2 separate regions of the Mus musculus genome follow, and region 1 is linked to region 2. The links are chromatin loops, found by intact Hi-C in ENCODE. Cell type or tissue: heart. All regions are shown on one strand. Links, peaks and the distances in the headings refer to the core of each region. The heading gives the core; the rest is flanking DNA. Region 1 overlaps Hsf2bp (heat shock transcription factor 2 binding protein). Region 2 has its middle 25 kb from the start of Gm30571.

Region 1 (10,250 bases), core at 2,627-5,126, 88 kb after region 2:
TAACTTTAACTCTGTGTGAAGCAGAGTGTTTCTATTGCTGTGACAAATACCTAGGAAAAAAAACCAAAAGGAGCAATTCATTTTGACCCACAATTTCACAGAACTCATTGTCACCTGGCTCACTGTTTGTGGTTGTCCTGGAACTCACTATATGGATTAGGCTGGCCTCCAACTCAAAGGTTTGCCTACTCTTGCCTTCCAAGTGCTGGGATTAAAGTAGGCTCTATTTTAAATGTCTACCAACTCCTTCTTGTCTACTGGTCAAAATATAGGCCAAAAATGCTTACTCTGGGACTGGAGATGGCTCAGCAGTTAAGGGCACTGACAGTTCTTCCAGAGGTCCTGAGTTCAAATCCCAGCAACCACATGGTGCCTCACAGCCCTCTACGATGGGATCTGATGACCTCCTCTGGTGTGACTGAGAGAGGGACAGTGTATTCTCATATATAAAATAAATAAATCTTTAAAAAAAAAAAGTTTATCTGAAACTAACCAGACTGCTTGCAATTTATGAGCTGATCTTAATGGAATATAGCAAAACTAAAACTTCAACTGTGTTAGTTCACACAAAACCTAATCCAGGCTTAATAATAAACCATGTTCTGTTTGCTCAGTATTAAAATCCAAGCCAACTCTACCAGTTTCTAAACCTCTACTACAGTCACAAACATTCAGAATTCCTTAGCACGTAGGCAGTATGGCCCTGGACTGGATAGTTCAGAACTCTTGTACAACAGTAATACCTGCTGATTTACCTGCCTCTGCCTCCTGAGTGCTGAGATTAAAGGCGTGCGCCATCATGTTCAGTTGAAGCAGCCTTTTAAATATAAAAATTAAAAGGAGGCTGGTGAGATGCTCACTGGGTAAAGGTACACAACCTGTGGCCACAACCCAGAACCCACATGGAGAAAAAAAGAACCAACTTCCGAACAAAGTGAAGCATACACAAGCCTGCATAATATACACAAACATTCACACCAGACACTCTCTCATGCCCAAGGACTCTAAATGTGCAAAAACAATATGCTAAAAGGAAGTAAATGATCTACCTATTAAACGGTTATAAACTCTATGAACAGTTCGCCTACCTACAAACTTACTCAAAATGCACATCTTTGAAACTACAATCTCCTGAGGGTTAACAGAGAAAATAAGAGATCAGTTGCTGCTCAGAAGCAAAAGGCAGCAAACCGACAGTATCGGGACCCAGCCCCTGCAGGCACCTTGCCCAAGAGCCTACCTTCTTCTCCCTCCCACTGTCTGCCTGTGCAGTTTCTAGCCGGGCTTTGAAGTGTTCACGGTCCATTATCAGTTGCTCTAATTCTTGTTCTTTTCTTTCCAGGTCTAGAAGAGACAGAAAATTACTTAAGACATGTGGAACCACATACAACATTCTTATAGTCCTGTGCCTAAGCTCTCTTCCAGTTTCCAAGCCATACGAGTAATCTTTTTGTTGTTGTTAGACGGGTGGGGTGGGAATAGATGCTGGAGAGTGAACCCCATGCCATGCACACTAAGCACAATGTGGTACTGAACTGCCTCCAGTCCTGAGAGAAATTCTCCTGTTCTCTTACTTTGTGATTTTAAGATCTCATTTTCTGCCAGACGGGTACTCAAGACTTCAAGAAAATGAGTTATTTAAAGTACTGAAGGCAGAGCTGGGACGCTTGACTCTCTCATGGCACAAACGTGTGTCTGTGCCATAAAAAGCAGAAGGCATCTCATGAGTGGCTGGTGCCAGCAGGAGCTGACTCACAGAGCAAGTCCCACCAACTGGCAGACTGACTCAATAGAACAACTGCAGTAGTAAACGGAGGCGGGAAGCAACAGAGATCAAGACAAGAACATGCTACAGTGAGGGGGTAGTGACGACGTAACACTTCCTCTCCACCAGCATTTAGCTTATGAGTCAAATGGCCAACAAAAAACTCAAAAGACACCCACATCAATAAACCAACGAGAAGCATATTATCAACTTTAAATACTGTCATACTGCAGAAATACCACTGTTCAAAAAATGGGGTATTTAATTCAAAATTTTAATAGTCTGATCTCAAGGCTAAGAAATCAAACTCTTTTTTTGCCAATATATATGCAAGATTTGAGAATAAATACTAAGAGAGAGCAGCTGGCTAAAGCCTAATATGCTTAGGATCCCAGGGGACTTGGACCTGGCACATGGAGTTTATTAGGTGGGCCTCAGAACTTACATCTCTTCTCTGTAAGGTAACTCTTTCCTATTACCACTTTCATGGACATATCTACTACATTTGCCCCCTCCCCCCATCCTCCACTCTCATGCATCTCCCACTGCTGCTGACCACCTGACTGTCAAGAAGCCTCCTCTTACTCTCATGGCTTGTGGATGCTGTTAGGGTTGGGTATGACCTTCTCAGTTTAGCATCTGTTGTGTGAACAAGAAGCACAGGTGACTTACCAATGACTACAGCAGTGAGAAGAACCACTCCCCTTCCTCCAACAACCAGTAGCTGCCAACTGCTCCTCAGGGAGGGGTAAAGAGAAGGTACATTTCTTTTTTTAAGATTTCTAAAGATTAGCTAGAAAGATGGCTCAGTGGTTAAGAACACTGGCTGATCTTATAGAGTTTTGTTCCCAGAACCCACATGGCAGCTTACAACTGCCTGCAACTCTGACTCCCAATCCTGGCTCCTCAGTACCAAGTGTGAATACCGTGAACAAACATACAAGCAAGCACTCACACACACATAAAAGAAAAAAAAATCCTTTTTTTTTTAACTGTATAAATGTTTTGCCTGCATATATGTATCTGTACCATGTTCACACCTGGTGCCAATGGAAGCCAGGAGAGGGTGTCAGATCCCCTGGGACTGGAGTTATATACAGTTGTGGGTTACCAGTGCTGGGACCCAAATCCTAGCCCTCTCTGCAAGAGCAGCAAATACTCTTAACCACTGAGCCATCTCTCCAGCCCAAAGAAATTAAATTTCTAACAAGGTTCCTAGCAGAGGCTTTAATTAATCATACTTCAAAACCAACTACTTCAAATCAACAGCCTCAGCTCTCATCACTAGCAGCAAGAAAGGAACACACAGTGGACAAGAGAGCTCAGCTACAGCAACAGGAGTATAAACAGAGGGTAATGAAACCCGAGTAAAGGAACAAATGCTTAAAGAACATATGCAAGACCACACACCCCTCCACCTCAAGGAGGAAAGGTTTACAGGCTGGTGATCAATCATGTGCAGGCAAGGGAAGGGGCACGCTTTGTGCTCCAGAGATCTGAAAAGGCAAAGGAACACTTACACAAAACCCCCAGGGACTGCCTAGAGCCATGTGGCATCCCAAGCATTCTGGAGAAAGAACAAAGAAAGTGCCTACATTTCCTTGAGACCCTGTCCAAGAAGGAAGATTAGAACCCAAAGGTCAACAACAAGGTGGAGATTATGAAACCGGCTGGCAAGGTCCCTTTCACATTTCCTAGAAACATGCAAGCCCCGCTGGACTATTTATTCTCCCCTACGTCAGAGCTTTCTTCCCCGACTTTTCAGGTATGTCATACCATGTGAACTCTCCTTCGTCCCACTAATCCTGACCACCCACGAAACCAGTGAGCAATGGACCTTCATGTCTTAAAATAACACTGTTGAAGACATGTAATCGTGTTGAATGTTATCTACACATATACATTATAAGCATATGTGAATACATTCCACATAACCAGACAGAAACTAAGTAGTAAAAGTATCAGCAGTTTCGATATTTTATCTTTGCAACTAGCTCTTAAAGTCTGCTTCTATTATTAAACTTTGCTACTCGAACACAGCCGAAAGGAGGGGAGCAATTAAATCTCTGCAAATCTTGCATGTAAAAATATACAGAAACCAATTTTAACCATCCAACACTTTTGTTATAGTAAATTCCTCTCTGTGTAGCTTTATGTGGACATGCACAGGTTTTCACACCAAAGCAACAGGCTCAACAAGGCCATTGTCACAATATGGAACCCCAGAAAAGTTCAGGCCATACTGCTCAAGAGACTATTTCCATCCCTACAGCAGTTGTATCAGCTGTGTCAGACCACCGCCTAGTGGCCTGATGGAACCATTGCTTGCAACCTACCACCGCCACCAGGACATGAGACTATCATGTTGTTTTATGCTGCACCCCAAGGGCTTAGAAAAATGTTTGGAATGTTGTAGAATGAGTATCACTTCTTTATACATTCTTCATCTTCTACTTGGACAGAAAAGTACAACTTTAGTTAAAACAAAAGATCTCCCTTAAGAATGTACTGCTTTTAAGTCAGGTGGTGGTGGAGCATCCTTTTAATCCCAGCACTCAAGAGGCAAAGGCAGGCTGAACTCTTGAGTTCAAGGCTAGCCTGGTCTACAGATCGAGTTCCAGGACAGCCGGGACTATACAAAGAAACCCTGTCTGGGGGTTGGGGACTGGGGACAGTGGGAATATACTGCCTTTGGCCAGGAGTGGTAGTGCATGTCTTTAATCCCAGCATTTAGGAGGCAGAAGGCAGATCTCTATAAGAGTTCCAGGCCAACCTGATCTACATAGCATCTCTAAAATGGTCATAAAAACAATACATAAAAAAATATATTGCCTTTGCAAATGTTTTCAATCTACAAACATAAATAATATAGACAACGCAATGACTGATACACAGAACGGAAACATCTTACACAAACTCTGTATGAAAACAGGTTATCTGTCACCCAGCCTAGCTGCTTCCACTGCTTTTGCACTCAGAACAGGAGAATCTCTAGCAACACAACTGCATAGAGGCTGGCACATTAGACAGACTAGGGATAGAGGGAAGCCATGTACGTCGCAGACTATTTCAACAGCAATACTTTATACAGCTCAGGCTTTGTTTGGGGGTTTAGATCACAGAGTCTCACTGTATTTTCCAGAATCCAGCTGCCCCAGCCTCCTCCGGGCTGGGATTATAGGTGTGAGCCACACATAGCCCGATAGGTTTGAGTTTGAATTGTTTTGGTGGTATTGGTAGCTGGTTTTTTTTTTTTTGTTGGTTTTTTTTTGGTTTTTGGTTTTTTTTTTTGTTTTTGTTTTTGAACACAGATCAAAAACGTTCAGATCACACTGGGATCTGGTTTCTCTTCCCCTGTTACCTGGCACGTCTATAACACGTCATCAGTTGTTTTTCATTAATGTGAAATACTTTTTACCACAACAGCTGTCTGAAAACACAAACACTTTTAAATAACCACTAGCTTTTTCCTCCCCAGTACTCCGGAAGCTTCAGAGAAAGGAGTGCAATACTGACAAGCTCCATCTCACTCTGAGCTGAGATTTGGGTGGCACAATCCCTGCCAAGCACATGGAATGCAGTCCCATGGGCTGCGGACTTTCAAACCCTAGTCCGGGTGCTATCAGGGCCAAACTCACTGTGAGAGCTTGACAGGTAGACTTGTTCCTTGCCTCTTTCTGCCCAACATTCCCTGGATTAAGTAGCACTTTGGCAGACCCTACCTCCACCTTCACATGGCCTGTTCTTCACTATCTTCCCTTTCTGGCCTCCCTATATCTTCACACAGACCTCACTGTGACCCTGGTTAAAACTCTCCTGACAAAATGGACTAGAGCCCAACAGGCCTCACTGTTCCCCTGTGACATTCTGAGGACCTGGGGACTATACTTGAAGCTATCTTTTCAGGGAAATGCTTGACAGATACTTCTGCAACTTGCCAGGGTTTCATCAGACTGTCAGCCCTTTGTCAGGCGTTCCCACTCACATGGTTTTCCACAGCAAACAGACACCTCCACAATGATTCTGCATCCTACACGTTTCCCAGGAATAAGCCGTTGCAGTAGCTCAAGGGCTCCAGAACTAAAGACCCAGCTCCGGACCACTGTTCCAGAGGAGCTGTTAAGTATCTCAGGTGCACAGACTAACCCAGTGATCCACAGAAGAAGGCCAACTACATTTACCTGTTGAACACTGCTTTAGTCTAGCCAATTCATTTCCACAGTAAGTGGACTGTACACTGGACAACCTGCACTTTCCAAATTGCGGAACTGAAATCCATTGGCCAAATGCTATACCAAATGCTGTCCCCTCTCTCTTGAATAAACTACTTCTCGGATGCCTTTTAACTGCCCCCCTAAGTCTACTCCTTCATAAAGCTGTCTAGGATTCCCCCAGCCAACCCCCTTAAGATTCTGATGGCCTTTTATGGTTGAGAGACATCTGTGACATTGCCTCCCCTTATACTGTCTTTGTTTTTCTTTTCTTTCTCCCTATTCCCCAAGATTACAATCACGTGGTGTACTCGTAGATTCTTTCAAGTAACCAGTAGAGGGCCCTCATGGACTGAGATCCTCAAAGCTCACAAGCTGTTCTAGTAGTATCTAAAAATCCCAACCATCCTGTCCCATTTGAAGGCACAAGACTCTTGGATGTCAGGACAATCTGGATTTGGCACTTCACCCCACCCTCCACAGGGCTACCTGGCTGAGTAGACAGGCATGCCCTTACTTATCATCCCACGCACATCCCTTCCTAAACTAAATGTCCAGTTGAAGAGGACAGCCTTCCCTGATCGAGGAAGACCATTCCTCAGCCAAGGACATATACATAGCTGTGCCCCCTGCTAGAACTGCCAAACAAGCTCCTTAACCTCTGAAGGCTCTGCTCCTGAAGCTGACCAAGACTCAGCTAACCCTTTACCATCCTCACTGTAATAATAGAAAATTATACAAGAACTCAGGCACGGACTCTGTCCTATTAGCTGAATGGTCTTAGATGATAACTGAAAGTCCCACAGTGCTTTCACTCTGTCTCAGTCTCAACTGAGACCTCAACACAATCAACAACAGTGCAGAACTCCTCTACCAGTCTGTTCTTCCAGTGCTCCATGCTGAAGAGTACTGATAATGTTTTCACAGGAGTACTTTCCAACTTGGTAAACCTCAAGTCAAGGCTATCCTAAGCTCACTGTGTGATAGTGTCTGAGTCACAACGGAAGCTGCTAGGCTGTGAATCTGCCAGGATGCTCTCTCCAGTACACCAGGAGCTCAAGGAGCTTCCCAGCTGGAAAACACTTCCCCCAAGATTCCTACAAAACACAACGAAATGCTGGTCAGCATGTAGGACACAGATGTCCTGCCCTTCCGTATCCCCATCATGCCTGATCCTGACCTACAAGGCTGTGCCTTCCTTTCATTACCAGAACCTATCTTGTTTTCTCATGACCCCACCCATCCAGTCAGAGTCCAGTGGAGCCTAAGACTCACCCTGAGGCTCACCAACCCTTCTAAGTCATCTGATGTTCAGATTCAAGCCATCCCCCAAAACACGCCACTTCATCAGTATTTTAGTATCCGTCCATTTAGAGGTTCCAAAGCCTCTGACCTCAGCCAAACCCCTCCCACCCTCCACGGACATCCCACCTTCCCTGTCCTGCCTCTGCTATCTGAGAGTCCTTCACAAGCAGGAAAACCTTCTGATGGATCCAAACAACAATCCTTACTCTATTTGTGACTGTCACACATCTTTCCTTTTCCTTCTTAAATGGTGTTTTGTGGGCGATACGGAGTAGCTCTTTTGGGGAACCTGGGGTTCAATTCCCAGTCACAACAGTAACTCCAGTAACAGAGGATTCAACACCCTCTTCTAACTTCCTCAGGTATGGCACACAACGAGGCACACACAGGCATGCATTCAAGCTACACACTCAGACATATAAAATCATATTTTACAAAATAGAAAGTGTGCCTTTGTCTCAGTGTTGGTTCTTTAAAGATGCTTAGACAAGACACTGCTTACCTACCCAGCTTCTCACAGGCAGGTCTCATGCTAGCTCAGAATCAAGTTTAGTATGCTATCTGATACCTATCTTATACGCTTAGGCACTTGGGAGATCTCTGTGAGTGAAAGGCCAGCCTGATCTACATAGAGAATTCCAGGACAGCGGGGCTACCAAGTGAGATCCTGTCACAAAAAAAAGAAAGAGAATTCACAAGCAAAAGCTAGATAAACGGTGCTGTAGAAGGCCATCTCTTCAACCTTGCCTTGGCCAGAAAAGTGGGGGTCGTCAGGGTAAGCCTAAGTTGAAAGTTTACCGTGACCTCACAGGAAGAAATGAGGTATGCCTAATGCCTAATATAGAGCTCATGTCTGGGTAGTCAGAGCTACTCTGGGCAAGGCTTACCTGTCAGAAAAGCTTTGCCATCACAGTAAGGTCTAGTTACGTCTTGGCCTAGCACCAGTTTGCTACAGGATTTTATCCTACGAATAAGGAGCAGCTATTGAAGTGGCTTAATTCCAGTAGTAGAATGATAGAATCAGACAAAAGTGACCAGGCTGGGGGCTAGTGAGATGGCTCAGTGGTTAAGAGCACTGACTGCTCTTCCAAAGATCCTGAGTTCAAATCTCAGCATTCACATGGTGGCTCACAACCATCTGTAATAAGATCTGATGCCCTCTTCTGGGGTGTCTGAAAACAGCTACAGTGTACTTACATAATAAATAAATAAATAAATAAATAAATAACCCTTTAAGAAAGCCAGGTAATACCAGCACTTGGGAGGCAGAGGCAGGCGGATTTCTGAGTTCAAGGCCAGCCTGCTCTACAGAGGGACAGCCAGGGCTACACAGAGAAACACCTTGGAGGGACAGCTCCAAGGTGTGTGGTCCAGGACTGTTCTCTGAGAAGACCAGGGCAGGCCAGTGAGAAGCAGCACAAGGGAATCAGTATAAGTGAGGCAGAAGAAAGTAAAAGTGATCTTGCTAGCTAAGTGGAAATATGCCCTGCCATTTGTCAGGCTACAATAGCAGGCAGATACAGCCAGCTGCCAAGTAAACAGAAAACGTTATGTCTCCCATTAACTGGAACATGTCACAATGCTGCTCTCTTGGAGTAACCACTCACTTCTTATTCATCGAATTCATTTTGAAAGCTCCCCCATTTTCAGAAGGAAAAGCCTGATATGGCCTGAAGAGTTACAGTGACACACAAATACAGCCTGACTTCCCTCTAGCCTCAGAGGTACAGGTAAGGTATGTCTAAACAGTGTTCTACATTTATGTGAACTTTCACTGTTTACAAGCAAACAAGACCTGGGTCCACTTCACACTCAGCCTCTAGTTGCCTCTTTACACAAAGCTCCACCTTGCTATGAGCTGTCAAAGCATAGCTCAAGGACTTAGGGGGCTGAAGCATTCCTATCTATGGTTTGAGGCCAGCCTGGGCTGCACAGAGAATTCAAGGTTATCCTAGGATATATAATGAAGCCATCTCCAACATAAACACTGTTTCATTACCACACCACCTAAGTCCATGCCTCCAGCCATGGCCCAGTGAGGTGCCTCCCATTCCTCTGGTATATGGTCATGCATACATCAATGAGTCATAAACCTGATCTAGTCAGATACAGATCTGGTCCCTGATTAACTTACGATGGACATTTAGAGTCTGAATGATCAAGCAAGAAATGGGAAAAAATGCCAAGTAAGAGTCAGGGTAAGGCAGATGTTGGAGATCACAAATGCATTCAGCAGTCACTAGCATCAAGAAAATGACTAAAGCTTTATGTGTGCCTGAGACTGCCTTAGGGAGGCTATGATGAAATAGGACTAGGCTGGGCCTCAAGTACCTGCACTGTCTAAAGACTGTTGAGCAGCAGTTTTTAACCTGTGAGTTGCAATCCCTAAGGGTCGAGGGGGGTGGTGTCGAAAGACCCTTTCACAGAGGTCACCTAAGATGATCAGAAAACAAAGATACTTACATTACGACTCATAACAGCAGCAAGATCATAGTTATGAAGTAGCAATGAAGTAATTTTAAGTTTGGAGGTTTACAACAACATGAGGAACTATGTTAAAGGGTCACAGTGTTAGGAAGGATAAGAACCTCTGGTCTCGAGAAAGGTGAATAGGCAAAGGAGACCAAGAGGACATCACAGAGACAAATGGGGAAGGGACACAGGTCCCAGGAAGGCCACAAACCTCAAGTAGACAGCGCCTGTAGCCTGACTTTACTAAGTTACTAGGTTCATGTATGGCCCCCAGACTGCCTTGGGAAGGACACTGGCGTCTAATCCCTAACGAATGAGAGCCGGATCTATTTTGCCGACCACTAGTTCATGGCTTTACAGTGAAACAATCAACCAGCAGGCTAATGCACTCTGTTACCAGGCAGCATTTTCCTTTTCTGGAAATAAATGCACAGACACTAATTGCTCTCAAAATTTGCCAGTTGAGCATGAGATTAGAATGAGGCAGTTAAGAAGTC
Region 2 (10,250 bases), core at 4,376-6,875:
TGCCTACTAGCTGCACAGGGGGCCTGTTTATTCCTTGTGGGCCATGTCTGAGCATTGGCAAGTGCCTTCCTAAAGTTTCAAATTCAACCCTGACAGGTGAAAACTCCCCGGGGTCTCCCCCCACCCCAGGGGCAGACTCTCCTGTTCCCAGGTTCCAGCCAGAAGGCCCTGTCTCCATCAGCTCGGCCCAGCCCCCAGGCATGGAAACTGCCACAAAGCATGCTTCTCTACCAAATTCATGGGCTGGGACTCAGGCAACTAGCAGCACTGTCCACTGAGGGACCATGTAGGTGTGGGTGTCCCATGAAGTCCTTGTGACCCTTCACTGGCCTGTCAGGAGTGGGTGGGGCTGAGCTCTGACCCTGAGAGCTCTCCGTGCCTTAGAGGTTAGCTGGCCCTTGGAGAGTCACCCTGGCTGCCCCTGGGAGACAGAAGAATATGCTTCAGCCTCCAACACTGATTTGGGTAGGCAGATGAGGGACAGAAGCTGAGGACCAAGGCTGCTGCCCCAGAGCAAGACCTGTAAGTTCAGGCCATTGTTGGGTCTTTGTTGTTTGGGGTAGGCAGCTGCAGGAAGGTGCTGTTTCCTCCCCTGAAAGGAGGGCTGTGTCTTGGAAGCCTTTGAGGTGGCCTTAGGAACCCCCAGCTGCCAGCAACAAGCTGGAGTGAGGAAACACAGTTTGTGCCTTCGTGGGCCCTGCCTGTGGGCAATGTCCCCAAATCTGGGCCCTTACTCAGCATCTACTTTAGAAAGTGTCACCTTGAGGAATGACCTCTGCTGTGCTGGTGTCAGCACACTTTATTTTTTTATTTGTTTGTTTGTTTGATGTCTTCTGGTCCTAGCTATAAGCTCAGTTTTATGTTTCTGTGGAGAATTATAAAGGCTCCTGTGGTGCCCATCTGAGTCCTAGGAGAAAGTACCAGAAGCATTCTAGGAAGCCAAAGCTATCTCTATGGGTTGGCCTAGGTCACCTGCTCAATTTCCTTGTAATAGCAAAGGTTCTTGTGTGCCCAGCTTCCGGCTTTAGCACTGTGCTGGTTAGATTTTGTCAACATGATACAAACTTAGCACATCCGGGGGAAAAAAAGAAAATGTCTTCATAAGAAGATCAGCCTGTAGGCAATTTTGTGGGGTAGAGTCTTGAGTAATGATTGATGGGGAAGGGTCCAGCCCATTGTGGGCAGGGCCATCCCTGGGCTGGTGGTCCTGGGTTCTTTCTATAAGAAAGCAGGCTGAGGGCTGGGCAGTGGTGGCACACGCCTTTAATCCCAGCACTTGGAAGGCAGAGGCAGGTGAATTTCTGAGTTTGAGGACAGCCTGGTCTACAGAGTGAGTTCCAGGACAGCCAGAGCTACACAGAGAAACCCTGTCTCGAAAAAAAACCCAAAAAAACAAAAACAAACAAAAAAGAAAGCAGGCTAAGCAAGCCATGAGGAGCAAGCCAGTAAGCAGCACCCCTCCAAGTTCTCTGCTTCAGTTCCTGCTTGACTTTCTTCAGTGATGGAGTGTGACCTAAGCATTTAAACATAAACCCATCCCTCTTTTTGGTTGTGGTGTTTTATCACAGCCATAGAAACGCTAACTATGACAGACTGCTGTTTGCTTCCATCTTTGGCCTTCCTAGTTAGCAGGTAAGCCACACCCAGATTTCACCTGCTTTCACAGCAAACATGAAGAGAGGGCAGCTACTGCTCAACCGAGCCAGAGTTTTAATTTTATATTGCAGAAAGCATCTAGAGACATATGGGTTGACAGCTGCTCCATGGCGTGAACGTGCTCGACATCTTAAGTTGTGTCCTTAGAAATGACTGATTGTATGTTTTGTATACATTTTACCAAAATCAAAACCCAACATAAGCAAGGGTAACACCCACCATAGCTGAGATGACCTTGCACATCCTAGGCTGCAGAGAATCCAAGAAGACAGACTCACAGTCTTGGTACAGGGGAGGGGGAGGAGGGATAAGGCACCTCCCCTACCCCCAAGCAAGCTAGTGGTCTTGCTACCACCAGCAGCAGCCCAGGTCATGCAGGCCCAGCAACAGCTCTCATCTCTATGTGGCAGTCACAGCAGCATGTGGGCTGCTTTGAGGACAGAGAACAATGGGCCTCCAACACACAGAGGTGGGGCTTGATGTCAAGGTCAGAGGCCCAGCGGACAGGTTCCAGCCAGAACTCACTCTTCATTCTGGTATGTGCACATGTCAGCACAGGTGCTTCTGGAGGCCAGAAAGGGATGTGGGATCCTTTGGAGCTAAGGTGACAAGTGGAACTTCCCACATGAATGCTGAAAACCAAATTCTGGAAAAGTAGCAGGTGCTTTCCAACTGAGCCTCTCCATCCCTCTGTGTGAATGTTTAAAATTTATTTCTCTTTCTTTTTGAAACTATAACATAATTACATCATTTTCCACTTCCCTTTCCTCCTTCTATGCCCTCCTGTATACTGTGTGGGTTCCTAAATACATAAGAGCGACCTGTTCAGTCTGAATAATTTTACTCATATGCATGCTTTCAGGGCTGACCATTTGGTATGGGATAACCAACTGGTGTGCTCTTCCTGCCTTCTCTTCCACAATGATCCCCAAAACTTAGGTGATGGAGGTGGCAACTTCCTGAGATGGGACCTCATTCTATAGTTTAGACTGGTCTGGAAACCACTATGAAGTGCAGGCTGGCTCGTAGTCATCCTCCGTGATGCCCCAGCTTCTTGTAATGATTTTTGCTAAACCTGCTGTCTTCATCAACAAGCTCTGGGTTCTAGTGACCCTTTCCCTGCAGCTCTTATAAGTCCTGAGAGGCCCTGTAGGTGGGTAACACACAGGCCACCCTCAACCCCTTTACTAGCAGAATGTACTTACGGAATATTTTTATCATGAGAGGCTTCAAGTGGAACTCTGAGGGACCCTCTTGCCCCATGACACCTAGAATCCAGGACCCTGACCTCTTTAAAAAATAGAGGGGTCCTAAGGTGCTCTCCTCAAATGAACCATATCTGAGCTAGGCCACATTAGCTGGGAATACTCAGAGGACACAGTATAGCAGGAAGGGCAGAAAATGCTGGGTCAGGGCTGGCTGGCTCAGTCAGCAAGATATATGGCCCTAAGGAGAGGCCTGAGAGAGCTCTGGGAGGTTAGAGCTGCCTAGAGGTAAAGCGCCAGCCTATCCTTAGGGATGTGACCAGCAGGCCCACAGACACTCAGGACAGACGCCATGGAAGCCCTGGGCAGCAGCTGCATCAGCACCCTGGGTAACCGACAGACACTGTGGCAGCTGTGGCCTGGCCAGGCTCCCACTCACCTTCTAGAGCAACTCCATGCTGCAGCATGGCAGGAAGAGCAAGTGCTATCCACAGGGAGCCACAACAAAACAGCAGCCAAGAGCACAGGTCCAGGCTCCCTACAGGAGCCCAGACCACCTGAGGGGCACACAGACAACCCCAGAGCTGCAGCATGAATCACATACAGCAGCCTGGCCTCATCTGTGGCCTCATCCAGTTGTAACCCTTCATCACGCTGTGCTGGGGTAAAGGACAGTAGGGCCTGTCTACACAGAGCACACATCTGGGAACAGTCAGTGAACTGTGTGCTGCTGTGGTCAGGGCCTTGCCCCAGCACATCTGGTCAGATCAGGCAGCCTTGCCCCATGTCAGCTACACCCTGAGGGCATTGTATAGAGCTGTAATATACTACTCGATCTCTCCTCTAGCAGACATTCTATGGTCTCCCTACATCTCTGGGGCTCCGGTCTCCTTACTGCAAAGTTGGGTACTCCCTGCCATCCTCTCACACCCCTGCATTGCCCCTAGTACCAGGGCTTGCTGCCTGCCCTACCTCCTGACACCAGCCGAGCCATGCAGTTTCTTTAATGAAGAGTAAATGCCATTCTTTTGATGGAGTTCCTGGGCAGGGCTTTGGGCTGTACCTAGAACCTCCAGTTGAGAAGCCCTGGTCTTGGGGGTCCTGGGAATCAGAAGGGACTTTCAGAATACAGCTGTTACCTGGGCACTGCCTTCTGTACCTAGCCACATCTGGCACCCAGCCAACAGCTCAGAACCTCCAAAAGCATCCCAGTGCCAGGGAGGGAGCCTGTGCAGGCTAGGAGCAGGACGGAGGACACAGTTCCTTTCCATCCTGCTGACTGCTGTGGTAAATCTTTCAGACGCCCAAGAGGCTGAGTGCTCAACAGCCTGGCATCAAAGCACTTACTGTTTAAATGGCTTGCCCATCCTAGGAAAACATCATGGCTTGGGCACAGCATGGAAGTAAGGGAGGAAGAAGGGAGGCCTCGCCATGGTCTCCCTCTGTGCCTTCTTACCCCATTTAAAAAAATGCTCTGAGTTCAAGGTTTCTCCACCCCTCCATCCTGCACAGTGCACTGGTCCCACAAGGAGCAGAACCAGACTTGGGAAGCTGAAGCAGGAGTTCAAGGTCTAACTAACCTATACAGCTAGTTCAAAGTCAGTCTAGCAAACACAGCAAGACACTGTCTTAACACAAAGGATAAAATGGCCTGAAGATACATTGCAATGGTAGAGCACTTGCCCAGCACTCATAAGGCCCTTCACTGGATCCTTGGTATCACAAACAAAACAAAAAGAGAGCAACTAACCATGTGATACCTGGGAGGTGTACCTCTGGAAGGCACCTGGCAAGTAGTTAGTTCAATCGCCAAGCTTCAAGTGACAGGGGCCCTGAGCACCCCCAGGCTTCTCTGAGGAAGGAGGCAGCCCCTTACACCAGGTTTCTGCCTCTGCCTTGCTCCCCAGACCCCAACTGCCCTATCCATTATGGACTGAAATCTTAGCCAGAGGCCAGTGCCTAGGGTATGAGCCAGCCCCACTTAGCGTCCCAGGGTGCTAGAAAAAGACTCCGCTTGAGGGGGCTTTTTACTTAGATGTGAGCCTGAGGAGACAGTGTCTATACTGGGATACCCAAAGATGGAAGACAGTCCACAAAGCACAGGGAGATGGCAGGTTAGTGTGAGAGGAAGAACACTTGGAGAGACGGGGATAGGGAGGAAACAGGAAAGACAGGCGCCAGGGCTCGGGGAAGAGACCTTCATCCAGAGTGCCTGCTTACATCAAGGCCCAGTGGAGGGCTGCTAGGGAGGTGGAGAGATGCTGCTGTGTGGAAGGAAAGAAGTGAGAGTGACAAAGCGCATGTGCTGGGTCACAGTCTGGGTTCCAGCAGCAGCAGCAGCCCCCAGCTGCAGTCCAGCTGCTTGGAGCAGCCCAGAGAGACAGGACTATGCTACTCCAGGACCTAGCATTGCTAGACAACACTGATATCTGGCTGGCCGGAGAGGGATCTAAAGCCAGTGAGCAGAGGACAGGAAAGGGCAGACAGTGTGCTTAAGAGGTCTTCCAGAGGGACGACATACCAAGGAGCAGGCTAAACTGGAAAGGCCACCTGGGGTTCAGGGCTCCCAACACTGCCACCAAATGGTGGAAGCCACAGTGATACAGATCAGGAAGTGGAGTGGGTATTTTGTCTCTGAGCCACTTCCACTGGCCACAGGAAGTCACAGGGCCACAGGATGAGTGACTTGGGGTCCCTTTGCCACAAGCGTGTGCCTATAGAGCCCTCACTTCAGATCATGCCTCAGTGTGTATGAAGAGCAGGTTCCCGGGGAAGCACTCTTTCCAGTGAAAGAGTCTCCCTGTGAATTCCAATCTACACATGTCAATGCACACGTGTCCTTTCACAGGATAAATCCTCTACATCGGATGGAAGGGTGGGTTCCATGGATGATGGAGTCCGAAAAATTCAATCTCCACAAGCTGTCTGTCTTCCCAGAACACAAAATCTATCTGACACTATAGAAGGGAGAGAGAGGCTGGGGAGACGGCTCTGTGGGTAAAGCATTTGCCACCAAGTGTGAGGGCCTGAGCTGGAGTCCCTCGACCAACAAAAAGTTGGGCATAGTAGGCTGCATCTAATAACTCCCAATACTTTCATGGAGGGATGGGAGGCAGAAATGGGACAATCCCCAGATGCCTGCAGGCTAGGGAGCCTGGTGTACATAGTACAGGAGCAGAAATGTAAGAGAACCAGTCTCAAACAAACTGGAAAGAGAGGACTCCCACCCAGGGCTGTCTTCTGGCCTCTACCCGCATGCCTTCCGTTCAGCAACACCTGGTAGGCTCGGTACTCAGACCCTGGATGGCCAAGTCAATCTGGTTAGAAGAAACAGAAACCACTAGACTGGCCCTGTGACACCATGAGGGAACACACCCCATTTCTTCCCAGGATGTTCTTTCCCCACCCACCCCATTCTCTGATAATAATATTATCAGATAATAATATTCTCTGATAATAATAGATAATAATATTCTCTGATAATAATAAATCTATTTATTTCTCAGAATACAAATCAAGACATCACACAGCATGACCTAGCTTGTAGGCCCTTTCCCTGTGACCCCCATCTCTGTACGTGGTGAACCCTTAATGCATCATCTGATGATGACAAGGACCGTGTGGGTGTGATGCAAACCCCAGCCCAGTCTTTCTAGAACTTGGTCTCGAACCTTCAGCTTCCTCCCCAATTACAATCACTCCTTGGATTTGCCATCCACATGGGGAGGCTTGCCTGAGACCAGCCCAGTGCTCCAGCCAGCTTGGCCTGCCTACATGCCAGGCTCTTGGGAAGCACTGTGACCACGCTGGGCCTGAGCCACGACTTTCTAAATCACTCTGTTTTCAGTCTAGCCCGCTGGAGCGCTGGCTCACTGACACACCTGTTCACTGCACTGCGTGCATTCCCCTTACTCTCACTCACTGACTCACGGACGATCTATCCTGCCTCGGGTAGAAATTACATAGCGAGGGCTGGATGGCCAGGAACACACACCCTGACCTGCATCAGGCAGGAATGTAACTCAACTTTCTCTCAGATGACCTGGCTTCTCCCAGAGAAAAGCCAGAGGCAAGCAAGACTCCTGCACAGGCAGCTCTGCTGAACTTAGGAAACCCCAGGGAGGGAGTGGGCCAGAGAACCAGAGAGAAAGGGAGGCCGGTCTCAAAGGTCAGGTCTCCAGCCATCCATGTCCATGGACAGCAGAGGCTCTGTCTTCAGGGAACTTCCGGGGCCTGCACCAAATATGGACATCCTTTTGGAAGCTGCTGACTAGGGGTTGGGGGTGTCCTCCCTCTACTCTGTCCCATTGGAGATAACTAGGAGAGGCTCCAGAGAGCTTCAAGCCCACCTGGGCACAGGAGTGGCTGGAGAAAGTGAGCAGACCCAGGAGTGTCTGTAACTGCCTAAGAGACAGATGCTTGCAGTTCCAGGGAGGGGAGTTCTGGAGTACAGTCTCTGAACTGCTTAGCCAGAGTCTGCAGAACTCTCCCAGTTGTACTCTCTGGGGACTGAGGGTAGATGACAGAGGTACCCTTGGAAATACCCCAGGAGATGCTGCAATACCTCGGGGAGCCAAGTGAACTCTCAGATATGTCCACAGGCCAGATCTGGGGCAGTGACCTGATCCATGGCTGGGCAGCGAGGCGGACCACATTCCTTCACTGTGTTGTCCTTGGCTGGAGGCCTGCTCCCACCTTTGTGTTTGCTATGCCAACAACATACCGGTAGATTTTCAGCAGATACCTAAACAGTGCGAGTCGGGGGAAACTGATGGGCAAAACCACGGCTTTCCAAGGTGACGAGGGATAGCTGGTGTGCACACTACACTGCCTTCTCAGTTCTGATGTTCTGAGAGCTACCCGATTTTCTTAGTACAAAAACCTGTCCCGCTTAGAACGTGAGAGGCCTGAGGGAACTGGAGGCACTGGCCAACTGGTGTTGGCCGGGGTTGGGGTGGGGCTCTCCTATTGTATGAGATGACATATACCTACAACCCATTTTCACAAATCTACTCCAGATAAAGCCTCCAGACACCACCGGCATGGCGTGAGGCTGCTGAGGACTGCGTACCCTCACACCCTGAGAAGGCCGTGCCTCCCATGTTGTCACTCACAACTCAGGTAATGAGAGCAGACCTCTGTGAGACCATGAGAGAGCATGCCATATCCTGGGGATGCCTCTTGGAGGATGTCTTGGGATATTTCTTTTGGGGGGCACTTGGCCAGCTGTGGTGCAGGAGCCAGTGGCTATGGACGGAGAGGTCTGGGGTCTCAGGAAATGTTCTGCTTTTCCACAAGGCATGCTATTTGAAGGGTGGTATGGCGGCTAGGCTCAGTGATATCCTAAAGCATAGCACGTGCACATTTATAAGGAACTGAGAGGTAAGCTCAACACTTGCTGGTTGTTCTTGGTGCCCACATTCCTTAACCCTGGTCACCCCAAAGCATAAATGCTGCCCGCCTGCCTTTCTTGTCTTCCTTGGTGGTGAGGCCACTTCATGTGGCAGGAACTGGGCACCTATGGCCCAGCATTGCCTGTTCTCGATAAGGTCAGAGTTCAGTCCCAGCCACAAACACTCAGAGAGGAGACAGCGTCTCCCAAGTCTGCACAGCAGTCCCTGGGAAGGACACGGCGCTCTCCCAGCACCAAAGCTCTTGCCTCTTCTGAAGTGAAAGCTACATCTCCACAGGCTGAGGAGGGCATGGCCCAGGCCAGAATGTTCTGGAGGACTGGGAAATAATGAACTATGTGCTAAGGAAGGTACCCATAACACATTTTGGGAAAGAGAAACTGCAGCATGGCTTATGCAAGCGACACTGGATGCAGTATGCCCTCTAGGGCAGGAATTAATGCCAAAGGGGACTGCTTGGCCCCGAGTTGTATGTGACAAACAGGAAGGCTTTTCACCTGCCTGGACCTTAGTCAAGGGTTTCCTGAGACAAGATGATAGGATCAAGAGCCCAAGAGTACAGGCAGCTTTGTTCCTTGCTGGGAGTCTCCTGTGCTAATGACGTCAACAGGATAGACAGGGCCCTGGAGCTAGCCAGCTGGCAGGTGCATGAACCTCGGACACCACTCTTACCCCAAAGCCTGAACCCTAGGCCTAGGCCCAGGGTTTATTTGTTTCCATTGAGATTCTAGTATAACCTGAATAAAGCTTTTTCCTGGCAACCCCCAGAAATGGGATTCTTTCCAGAACACTAGATAAAAAGGGAGGCTTTAGGAGGCAAGGAAGCCAGGAACCGAGACAGCAGGAGGGATGGTGCTCCACTTGAGGCCAGCCTGGGTTCAGGGCCCTGGTGGTCAGTGAGTTGCTGGTAATATAAGTGGCAGCTGGCTGGAATCTTGTGAGGTAGGGACTTTAGGTCAGTCCTGCAGGACAATGATAACTTGCCACCACTTCTACAGAACTGACAGAGTGTCTGAGCACGTACACTTGGTCTACAGCCAAAACACAGTCACACTGGTAACACAGGGCTGGTCTCAAGAATACACAGGGCTTTAAACCCGTCTCCTGGCCTCACAGGCCCATCAAATGCAAGGGGAATATGTGAGGGAGAAGAGAGAAATGTCTAGTGTATCACAACTCACGGCCTTGGCTGCTCAGAAGCATGTGGCCTTTACCTGTGATACCTGCTCCTTGGAGAATGCTATCACGTGACTGTGATTCACCTTGGAAAGAAAAGGCACCAGGCCCAGGCTGGCTTAAGCCTTCCCACCCTCCCTGCACCCTCTTGGGGCTGCCCTCACTGCCTAGTCCAGCTTCATTCATCAGCGCCCTGGCTCCCTGGGTACCAAGGAAGAAGAGGCCTTTATCCTGGGAGGGATTTGTGGACATCAGCTCACAGCAAGTAGGAAAGGGCATCACTATCAGAGAGAGAGAGGAAAAAGAGAGAGAGAGAGAGAGAGAGAGAGAGAGAGAGCCCATTTAATGCTTAAATCCTTAATCTTCTTATATTCAAGTGTAAATCCAAGGTCTCCCCACCCCGCCTTCCCACAGCCAGCTCTTTTACAGCATCCACCACAGGGTCAGCTGCACTGTAGCTCACCCTCCCTCTGCAGGCCCTCCACGAGTACTCTCTGGCCTCCTGCCTCCTCTTGCTGCCTGGAATCTTCTTCGTGGACAGTCACAGAAGTATTCTGCATGAAGCTGGAGCTATAAAAATGCCTTCAATGAAAAGCCATGCTGACTATGTGGGCAGGCGTCACTTTGCCAACTGTCAGTCACTGTGCCGGGAACATTAGGCTCACCTCTGAGAGGAGCAAGAGGCAAGTCAGGGAGCCCCTCTGGGCACAGTCTATAATCCTTATAAAAAGGGCTACTCATGGAGCTAAAGTGTTTAAAACCCAGAAGGCAAAATATACACCACCACTTTCTGAGCTCTGAA

What was found. Peaks named below come from ENCODE experiments on the same cell type or tissue, not always from the same donor. Only the 100,000 strongest peaks of a DNase experiment are listed, where the experiment ranks them.
Region 1: a loop joins it to region 2, with 2.3 times the contacts of the local background. A loop is called at or near these places in 6 of 42 quality-filtered maps.

The regions. Positions count from the first base shown.
Region 1 is chr17:32,021,526-32,031,775 of GRCm38, forward strand. Hsf2bp (heat shock transcription factor 2 binding protein) reads right to left here. Exons shown (of 8, transcript NM_028902.1): 3 at 1,241-1,344. Among named protein-coding and RNA genes, the nearest start is that of Hsf2bp, 7.9 kb to the right of the region's middle. In heart, for the core only: no CTCF peak of the experiment used is centred there; DNase peaks (open chromatin) are centred at 3,386 and 4,066; H3K27ac peaks cover 686 bases.
Region 2 is chr17:31,932,023-31,942,272 of GRCm38, forward strand. No RefSeq gene overlaps it. Among named protein-coding and RNA genes, the nearest start is that of Gm30571, 25 kb to the left of the region's middle. In heart, for the core only: a CTCF peak has its summit at 5,444; a DNase peak (open chromatin) is centred at 5,269; H3K4me3 peaks cover 328 bases; H3K27ac peaks cover 2,000 bases.